Regions from separate parts of the Mus musculus genome. Here region 1 is linked to region 2. Evidence: chromatin loops called from intact Hi-C (ENCODE). Cell type or tissue: left cerebral cortex. All regions are shown on one strand. Each heading gives the region's core, and the rest is flanking DNA. Links, peaks and the distances in the headings are about the cores only.

What was found. A loop is a pair of places that touch in the nucleus more often than their neighbours do. Peaks named below come from ENCODE experiments on the same cell type or tissue, not always from the same donor. Only the 100,000 strongest peaks of a DNase experiment are listed, where the experiment ranks them.
Region 1: a loop joins it to region 2, with 4 times the contacts of the local background. A loop is called at or near these places in 3 of 42 quality-filtered maps.

What each region holds. Positions count from the first base shown.
Region 1 is chr13:97,557,624-97,563,003 of GRCm38, reverse strand. Gm5086 (predicted gene 5086) reads right to left here and starts at 3,004. Exons shown (of 3, transcript NR_046157.1): 1 at 2,798-3,004. In left cerebral cortex, for the core only: a CTCF peak has its summit at 471; DNase peaks (open chromatin) are centred at 594, 2,638 and 3,178; H3K27ac peaks cover 5,000 bases.
Region 2 is chr13:97,489,141-97,494,520 of GRCm38, reverse strand. It overlaps Lncenc1 (long non-coding RNA, embryonic stem cells expressed 1), which reads right to left. Exons shown (of 2, transcript NR_110432.1): 2 at 1-116. Among named protein-coding and RNA genes, the nearest start is that of Gm41030, 35 kb to the left of the region's middle. In left cerebral cortex, for the core only: no CTCF peak of the experiment used is centred there; DNase peaks (open chromatin) are centred at 692, 976, 1,823 and 2,395; H3K27ac peaks cover 2,983 bases.

The DNA of each region.
Region 1 (5,380 bases), core at 64-5,063, 69 kb before region 2:
ATATCAATGTCTAGGATCACAGTCTGAAGTGCCTTGCTGGGAGAAGAAATTCCCTCAGAGATTCCATCTAAAAACACCCCAAACCCTTCTGATTTGGGGTTATGTACCATGCATCTTTATATAGCCAGGTTCCTTTCATCGTGTAGTATTCTCTGTACCAGTTAAGCTCCTTAAGTTTGTCTCCTTCCACTCCCACATTTGAGTAAAATGAGCACCTTTCATTGCACTGTTCATCTTATGACTTTGGCTCCTGCCTGTCACATCAAGCTAGGGACTTCCTTGGATAGAAGTGACAAGCCAATCTGTCCTTCAAGTCAAACCACAAAGGCATTTACACACAGACTACATCAAGCTCTCTTTAGAATTCTTTTCCACCAGTGCGACTGTGGATCATGTTCGATATTTGAAGAGTCAATATAGGAAACAGCAGTCATAGAGCTGGCTGTTATTATCCATTGTCATGCATAGCCCTCATCAGGCTCATGGCTTTGATGTTGGTTCCCCAGTTGGCGGTGCTATTCAGGGAGCTTTTAGGAGCTAGGACCTAGGTAGCTGAGTCAGTCACTAAGAATAGGCACTGAGGCTCTGGTACCACAGATGTTTCCAGTTAGGCTCTGGTCCCTGGTCTTTGTGAGATGAACGGCCTCCGCCATGTGCTCCTGGTCATGAGCTGAGTGACTGTGCCACGCTTTTCCTGCCATGATGGAATGAAACTATGCTGACCCCAAATAAAGTTGCTTCTATCAGATACTGTGAGTACAGCAACGCAAACTTAGCTGCTGCCAGTATCATACCATAACACACTCAACAAGTCCCTCTTGGAGCTTTCCTCCTTGAAAACCAGAAGCTTTCAAAGGGAATGGTCGCTCATTCAGCATTTCTTGTATAGACTTCATGGTTGTTTCGCTATTGGTTTGGTTTGGTTTGATTTGGTTTTCTCTTCTTTCCTTTCTGCTTTGGCTGGCAGGGAAGTCAGCTTTGCATTAAAGCAGTGGAGTCCCTCAGTCTATTTCTGATATGATCATCTCTCTGTTATAGTACCAGCCCTCATCCTGTATAAATCCTCTCTGGGGTCTCAATTTGCATTTAAATGTCTATCGGATATATTGAGTCGATTTTGAAAGTGCTCACTAAGTAGTAAATATAAATAAGTCTTTGGGCTCTTGGGCAAAAGGAAGACCAGGGACATATTTACTTACTCATCTGGCAACCCTGGGTAGAACTCCATGTAGGCCCTGGGCTTTCTTTTTACTGCACGCAGACTAAACAACCTCCAAGTATCTTCTCCATCCAGTGTTCCCATAGTCTCTCATTTGAGGACAATGGGGTTTAACTTTTAAATCATGCACCTGTGGAACAGCCTAAAAAGCTCTTACTTTGGAGCACGTGCAGCCAGGCGCTCACGCTCTCCACTCTGCCTCAGAGAAACCGTGCTGAATTTTTATTAGCTCCATTAAAAAAAAAAAGTTGAAATCTATGGTATTGCACTCGTCATCTTAAAATAAGATGCCAGAGAAGTTTTGTGTCTGAAGAGTCTTGAAACAGGTTTGACCTTGGCCTCTGTAAACTCAAGTACTGTCTGCAAGCTCGCCTGCATAAAGCCATGGTCCTGGCTACAATACTAGACCCAAGAAAACCCTTTGACAGTTTCCCCAGCACTGATTGATTTTCAATACATGAGAACCAACCCACATATACCTTAAAGGAGGAAATCAGCCTTAAGCTACTGCCTGGCCCTGGGAGATATCACAGCCTCGGGATCCCTGTTCCCCTCTGGCTTTTTTTCTGGTGTGCACAACCTTGCATCATCTGTGAAACCTGTTTTCTTACTTCTGTTTTCTTACTTCAACATCTACTTCATACAAGATTCAAACTCTTAAACCGAGCTCTCCTTTGACTGAACTGAATTCCCTTGGAGGAATTACCCCAGTGTCCAAACAGAGCATCACTTAGTCATTGGGCAATGCTCTCAGGAGACAGGACAAGGTCCAGAGAACAGCTGCATATCTGTGACCTACTCCCACACAGGGCAGTACACTCATACCTGGGCTTTCTCCAGACAATAACTGTGACTTCCAAAAGCCCAGCATCCTCAGCTATATCATGTGGATGATGTAGAGGCAATGTTATTAAATTACCTTCTAATTAATTGGTTCTCAGTGTTACCAAGACAGATTGCTAGTGGCTGAGTACCTTGATTCTGTGATTTAGTTATTACCCAGTCTAACTCTAAAGAATTAAAAGCATCTGCAAAGTCAATATGGGAAGGCATGTGACCAGCACTTAGCCATTGTTAGTCCAGGTTCTACACATGCCTGTGCTTCTGTCATAGGTTAAAGGTGAGAATGCATGACGACAAACTAGAAAATCTTTACAACAGCCATCTCCCAAGAGTTGACAGTGCTCTTTATATAGAAGCCCTTCCCTAAATACTGTCTGGTTGGAAATGGTGTGTATATTCAGGTATATAGAGAGCTCACACGAAGCCCAACATCCTACTATATCCACTTGAATCCATTCTCAGGCCTCGGTTTGCCCCAAGTCTTCCCAGCCCAAGCTGTGGCTTCTGTATTGCTAGGCACTCGCATTCTCCACTCTGCCTCAGAGAAACCATGCTGAAAAAAAAACTGTGTTGAAGTCTATGGTGTTGCATTCGACATCTCAAAATAAGATGCCAGAGAGTTTTCGTGTCAGAAGATTCTCGGAGCCGGTTTGACCAGAGCCTCTGTTAAACTCAGGTATCATCTGCAATCTATGGGTTGATACAGCAGGTGCTTCAGTCTCTCCTCAGACTTACCCAACTCATCAGAAGATCTCATTTGCTGTGAGGCAACTCTTGGTTCAGATGAGCTCACCCCATGCCTCATCCATCATCACCTTTCCTTAGTGAGTTCTCTCACATCTCCGAGTCCCTTCAGAAACACACCTCGACCTGAGCTCCTGTCCCCTCACCTCTGCAGAAGTTTCATTGGACTGTCTCTTCTCTCTAACCTTCAGAACTTATGTTTTCTCTTCCTTACCAACTAATACTGCGGATGCTTTCTGTCCCGTTCTGAAAATAAATTTCCCTTGGTTCAGCTTCCCCTTGCAACCACAGCCGGCTCTCTGTCCTTCTCATGACGAAGCTTGCCACCTCCTCCTCTGTTTCGCTTCCCTTTCTCCCTTCCACACATTGCCATCTGTCACCAGCCTCCAGCTCTGCAGAACACCAACTCTCATAAAGGTTACCCGCAGCTCTCTGCTACCCGGCCCACGGGTGTATTTTTAATTCTTAGCCTTCTGCTGTACTTGGCCTTGATCCCTATGCCCCACAGTCACCTTCCACTGTAGTCCTCTGGTCTCCTGGCTTTTCTTTCTGACCTCCCTCTTCCTCTCACACGTGCTCCAACTCCTCCACAAACGCTCATCCTACCTCTGCTTTCATTCTTTTCCTTCTGCTCGCTTTCCTTGGTCTCAGTGCGTCTCACAGTTTAAGCATCTTCTTTGACGTTTGACGTACAATTTTATAGTCTGCTTCTCCTACTCTGAACTATTTATTAAACCTTTAAAAAGTCACTTTACAAACTTCTGCTCCCTTACCTACTCAGGGTAAATGATATTGAGGGCATCAGTAAAGATCCCCCTTTCATAGCCATTGATCCAAGCCTGCACAGGACTTAGCCCTGAACTGATAAATAGTAAGATCAACACACGACAGCTATTGTTACCTTCTTATTGCCTTTCACTGTGACCTGAGACTGATCTTCTCTCCTGACTTCATCTCATGTGCTTGCTCCATGATCTTGAGCTTCCCATTTCCAGTCCCCGATGCTCCAGTCCATGCCTCAAGCCACTTTCTAGACACCTCCATGTGTCCACAGGACCTCAAGCTCCTCACTTACCATAGGCTGAGCTGGGTCACTCATATGTCAAAGCCTCTTTAAAAGGGAACTGTCTTTGGAGACAGGGCCCTAATTAATCCGATGGATGGCCTGAAGAGGAAATGAGGCAAGGGGCAATATCAGTGGTGTATTCACACCGTGAGAAGACCATAAGGAAGAAAGGCAAGTAGGTTGCCATTTTCAAGCCAGAAGGAAAGGCTTGACTAGCTCCACTCAGGACCTTGATCTTGAACTTAGAGTCTTCAGAACAGTGATCTTGAGCTGTGTAGAAAGTGGCTATTCTGTCAGGATAGTCCTAACAAACAACTACTGTCTTAGGGTTTTACTGCTCTAAACAGACACCATGACCAAGACAACTCTTATAAAGGACAACATTTAAATTGGGACTGGCTTACAGGTTCAGAGGTTCAGTCTATTATCATCAAGGTGGGAGTATGGGGGTATCCCGGCAGGCATGGAGCTGGAGGAGTTCCTCTTCTTGCTCCAAAGGCAGCTAGGAAAAGACTGACTCTCACATGGTTGGGAGGAAGGTCTCATTACCCACCTCCATAGTGACACACTTCCTCCAACAAAGCCACAAGGCTACATCTCCTAATAGCACCACACCCTGGGCCAAGCACATTCAAACCACCACAACTGCATACTCCAAGATGGCATCTCGGCATCTTCTTTTAAACGTGAGCCCTTTGCTTTGCATTCCCCTTCATTGCTCCTCAAAACCCACGTTATCCAAGAGCCTGCTGGTTTTGATTTTGGAATAGCTCATAGCCTGTGTGTCACCTTTGTTAACTCAGAGCTATCTGGTCTTTCATCTGGTCTGTTACAATATCCTCATACTTGATGTATGTCTCTCTCTGCTGCATTTCTCCACTTGAGTTCACCCTACACAGCAGCTGCATTAATCACTCTGAGGCACGGCCCTATTTGCAGGTGCCTTCAGCTGATTCTTTATTAGCTTCCCACTGCCAGTCTCTTAGTCAGACACTGAAACTACCCGCAGTCTGACTTCAGCTTATCTATCTGCCTAGGATCTGCTAGTAAACTTCCTTGGGCTTTTATTTAGTTGAATAAAACAACTTACTGCTCCTGGGAAAGGGCTCCCCCTCTCTGATGATTCTCTTTTCTTTCTTGCCACTCAACAGCACTAAGCATCTTCTTCCTCTAATTCCAACAACAGAAGGTCTTTGCATTGAGTTGATGCATTGAGTTGATGGCTTCAGGACAGACTGATATGCCATCTGTGTGCCATTCTTATCTCTCCTCAGCTGCAAACACAGAGGCCCAGTGCCCAGCATATTCCGATCCACACACAGGGCTTCCCCAGCCTTGGCTGAATGGGTAGCAAGGGCATGAAGACAAGTGACCTTGATAGTCTTAATCTTTTATCACAAATGAGTTATGAAGCAAAATGGATCACAGGTCTATATTTATTCTGGAATTTAATCTCTAGAAATGAGATAATTATTTTTTAAAAAATAGAAAATGACAGTTAAGAGACA
Region 2 (5,380 bases), core at 241-5,240:
TCTGTCCATAATCTCCAGATCCATGAGCCCAGCGCTGCTCTAGAAGGTCTGTGAGCGAGCTCAGCAAGTCTTTCTTTTGTCCTTAAGGTGCTTCAGTTCCAAGTCTGGTCAGGCTTCTGGAAGGTTCGAATGTTAAAAAAAAAGGGATCAGAGCAGTGGTTCTCAACCTTCCTAACACCACAGCCCTTTAATACAGTCCCTCATGTCGTGGTGACCCACCCCACACCCAACCACAAGATGATTTCATTGCTCCTTCATAACTAATGTTGCTACAGTTTTTTAATTATAATGAAAATATCTGATATACAAGATATCTGACACATCAAGGGTCGTGACCCACAGGTTATGAACTGCCGAGTTAAAATAACATATATGTGTTTTTGGGGGCAGGTCACAGATAAACCAAAAGAGACAGGGAAGTGCTTTTGTGTTATCCCGGTGGAAGGGACCACAGTGGAAGAGTGAACTAGGGGAAGGAAGTCCCTGATGCACAACCATGAAATCCTGCGCAGTTCCTTGAAAAGTCATGAGCTGGTGATATTAAACGGTAAACAGATGGCCACTCGTCCAGAAGGAGACAAAACCAGAAAGCTATTTTTGTTCTTTAAGCCTGAACTAAAGTGAAAGACCAACTGGATAGCCTTTAAGGCAAAGCGCTTATGTAACTTTTGGTCCACACTGAGCACTTTTAAGAGAAAGCCTCCCGATTTAACTATGAGGACGTGTTCACCCCACACTAGGGACCCTTCTAACACTTAGGCAACTAATGTAAAAGGTACTATCCACAAACCTTTAAGTATTAAATCACGGCTCAAAGGCTGACCTCTTCCAACACCTGTGCTTAGATGGCTTCATGACTGACTGAAATAGTCGGGCTTCCTGGCACATGGCAACCTTTCCATGAATGGTTGGGGAGCGAGAGGAGGAAAGGCTGAATTTCCCAATAATCGGTCCTTGGAAAAAATGCTCGCTGGCAGCCTTCGCGGCACGTGGCACTGGCACCACAGCACCACTTTAGCTGTAGTGAGCATACCTAGATGATTGCAGCTTGCATATTTCCGTGCTACCCAAGCAGAGCTGGAATGTGTGGCTCCGATTCATCTTCCAGCTGGAAGTGTCACAGAAGCGCGGCGGGGGGGGGGGGGGGGAAGGGGGGCTTCCAGCTTTTATGTATTGCATACTGCCTCTGCTTGGCCGAAGCTCCAGCCTCACGGTTTTATACATCACTTCGATTGTGTTGGGAGCTCATTGTAAGTAAGTCAGAGGGAGCCGAATCAATACCCACAGAATATCTCCGGCAACAGAAAGGCTGCTCTTGCTGCCCTGTGTGGCTTTACTGTCCCAGGAGGATCACAGGACCAGCAACTGGTAAAAGATGAGGAGAGGTTAAGAGGTAAGGTTTTAGAGACACTGGCATGATGACGCACAATGACATTAAGGGCCCTTGCCTGTTCCAGATAATCCCTCACCTATCTACTGAAAGGACCCTGGATGAAGAACTTATGAACCTGAAACTTTCCCCAAAGCAATGTGCATTTTATTCCGGAAGGCAGGAATCTGTCAGTTATCCAAATAGACATTAATTCCATTCATGAGGGTTGAGTCCTCCAGACCTGACACTCATACCAGGTAGTTCCCCTTCTCGTCTGAGCTCTCCATTCTGACAGGCCGCCTCACCTGGGACTAACTACCCTCTCAGATGTTTAAACGAAAGGTTCTATAAATAAGTAGTTCTCAAGTTTTAAGATATGTATCATTTTGAGTAGCATCACAGAATGTCACACCATCCTACTCCGCCCCGTCGGCCGCATGAGTCACATCTCATCCGAAGTCGAGAAACAGAGAGGTGAGTGCTCGTGTTCCGCTTCCCCGTGGATGGCGCTGCCCACATTGGAAGTGGGTGTTTCCACCTCCATTAATGCAGACTAGAAAAATGCCTCACAGATATGCCAAAGGTTTGTCTCCTAAGCGATCCGAGAGCTTGGAAAGTAGGAAATCAGTATTACCCATTACAATTGAAGAAGGAGTGTCAGTTCTAGGGCATTCTATTAAACTCTGGCAATTGACCAGGAAGGCACAACAAAATCATGAATATGTCAAGCTCAAGTAAGGATAGCGTTGACCCTACACATTCAAGGAGTGTCACCTTTCCTAAGAGGCTGGAGAAGCAGCAACCCCACATTGAGCTCCACACTGTAGTCAAACACAGGGAAAGTGACATCCCTACACAGACACCAAACCTGAGGTTCTTTATGTTTTCCATGGCTCATCAAACCTGTCTGTCTCTGACTCTTTCAGAATGTCAGCCGGTAATATAGAAATACTGAAAGTCCCCAAAATAGAGCCAAGCTGCTATTTGGAAGTAATATCTATCTTTGAGCCCTTCCCTAGGCTAAGCTGGCAAAGAGACGATAGTAATGACTGGATGGTCTTTCCGTAGAGCCCAGCCAGGGCGTGTGCATGGCACTTTGCCGACACCTTAGGCATGGCTTCAAGCAGCTTTGAAGCAGTAGAGCATTTCTGGGACAAGTGCTGCTTCTAGAAGATGAGACTTCTCCAACAAAACACATGCAGGCTCCTTTCTAGGAGGTTTGTCCAGAAAATCTCCTAGGCAAGTCAGGAGTATCTTAAACTGACAGGTGCTATTTATAGCCACAAGCCTTTTACCTGGCCCTAGGTCCTCCATCTTGACGTGTTTCCCATATAAATTGCTTTTCTCTTCATTCCTACACCTGCACCAATAACATAAAGATGCTCTTCAACAGAGAAATAACGCCCATGAAATTCAGCTAGAAAGTAGCATGCAAATGTAAGACATCATCGTGTTCATAGAAGACAGTTTTGCAGGGTAAAGTGTAAACTAAATAAATAGTGCTGTGTTCCAAGAGGCAAGACAGGAATTCTTTCTCATGTCTTAAGACGAAGAACTTTCAGTTGTCTTCTAAACAATGTTTATTACCATAAAAAGGGCCTGTAAATTAGCCTTCCAAACAGTCCTATTTATCCCGTGAAAATCCAGGCAGTGAAGCTGGAATCGATGAGCCCCCTTCCTGCCTCTGTGGCATTCTTCCCTTCTTTTCCCAATACTGTCAACAAAAGCGAACTGTCCAGCTGCTGGCAAGAAAACAAGCAGACTGAGAGAGCCAAGTCCTCTGAGAGAGCCTCCACTTTCTCACCTCCACCACCCCCAGTCCCACCTCCACAACCACCCCCTGAAGTGCCATGTCCTCAGACAGAACCCCCACCTTCACCCCTACATCCACTCTCTACATCCATTCCCCTCGCCTCCGGGAATCCCAGAGACTTCCGTTGCTTGCATGACATTTTCCTGTAATCATCAATTTTCATCCATTCCTACGCCATCCTTTTGTAACCCAAGTAAGGAAGAAAAAAAAGTTTATAAACATCCATGCTTCTATGGCTCCAAAGCAATTAGCAGTTCCATGAAGGCATGTAGGCAGCTTGCATTAAAGCATAACCAGGGGTCGGTGGTAGAAAGACAGAGGCGCAGGAGGAATTTTCTGGATAATAACGTGAGCGCTGCTGCAAAGCTCAGCGGCTCTAAGCTCCTGGCTTTTGGGGTAGAATTTGCACTGAGTCCACAACACAGACATCTCAGTCCTCAAAGTCCCCCTCGATGATCTTGTTAGGCTCTACCTATAAGATCAAGAACCAAATCACAGACTAGCCAGTATCAGTTTTCAAAAGCTCTCTTTAAAAAGAAAGAAAGAAAGAAAGAAAGAAAGAAAGAAAGAAAGAAAGAAAGAAAGAAAGAAAGAAAGAAAGAAAGAGCGGGGGGGGGGCGCTGATGGGTGATGCAGGACATTTTTGTAAATGGAAAATATTACATATACAGAGTCTGAGGCAATCCAAGACGTTTTAAACCAGAAAGCAGATGGAATACAAGCAATATAAATTAGTGTAACTGTATTTTGCTAACTGCACAGAGATTCTCACTCCAAACCAAACTTCTTCTCTCCAGCCTGTTGATTGCGTTATCTAATTGTTTTCCATTGACACTGCGTAGAATTTGGAGAAATGTTTGGAGTTAAAAATCAGAATCGAAAGGTCTAGGGAACACCAAACCCGGGGCCAAACCACCCACAGAGTACGGAACTAGGGAAAGAAGCACAGGAAATGCACAGAGTTGCTTCCATTGAAAAGCAATAATCATGCATGTGTTACATAAGCCAATTAGCAGAAATTACGTGTGTGGCGATGCCTAAGGAATGTCCTGCAATTAGGAGGCATATTAAGTACCAGATAGAAAGGTAAAATACTTTACCCTCAGTCCTTCCTGTCTTTGACCCAAACATGACCTCAGGCCTGTTCCTCAGCTTTTTAAAGCTTCCCATGCTGTAAGAGGCTGGCAGGTTCTTGGCCTTCAGTTGTCAAAAGTCAGAACCATTTTTAATCTTAACCCTGTCTACCCTCGGCTTCGGGAAAATTTGTCTAAATTAGCCTGATCGAGAAAATCAACTCAGCCACATGAGAAACTAAGCAGCCAGCTTAGGAAGGAGGACAGGAGGCTAGCACACTTCTTTTCAGCTCTGAGAGACAGAATCTGACGGTGACTTGTGAATCTGCCCCTTCTCTGTGCAAATGCTGAATGTGAGTTTGAGTGTGAGTGTGGTAGGGTCAGCAGGCTGTTGGTGGCTACATAGCCTGGAAACCACCCTCAGGGACATACCATACTCAACTCACACAGCTTACTCCCTGTCCTCTGGGACAGATAGACTTTGATTGCACAAGGAATCCATTCAGTGTCCCAAATTAGCCCTAGCTTGGGGCTTCTGGGATATGCCGGTTAGAGTCTGGGTGGGGATAATGGGATATAGATTCCCCCTCTGGATGCTGTCTCTCCTCCTGACCACATAAACACACATCAGCACAAGACTGCATATTTAGAACAACGCATAACACAGGTGTTTGCTGGATCCTTATGTTTTTCAGACAAAATATCCCTTCTCTCTTCCTCAAAGATGTCTTCATGCCCCCGGCCCGGGTTCAGATCTTCTGCCATATGCCACTAACAGGTAGAGAGGCTCGGGAAGGAATTTGCATCTGGAAGAACATTAATTTTGCGGGAAAGCAGAGGATGACAGCAGATATGGCAGAGACTTCTTCAAACGACAGGCGTCTGTTCCCTATAGCACTTGCACACATACTTACTGAACAGCATGAAGCAGAGTTGATGAGGCTGAGGCTGCAAAGATTACCGGAGTGGCCAGGAAAGATGCTTTGCATACCGGACACAGGAGGGCAGGCCCCTTCAGTATGAGTGACAGCTCAGTAAAATGAAGCTGACCTTGCTGACTCTGGGGTAGTTTAGCACCTGTGCCCTGATGTCATGGGAGAGGAAGAGAAGGATTAAAATTCC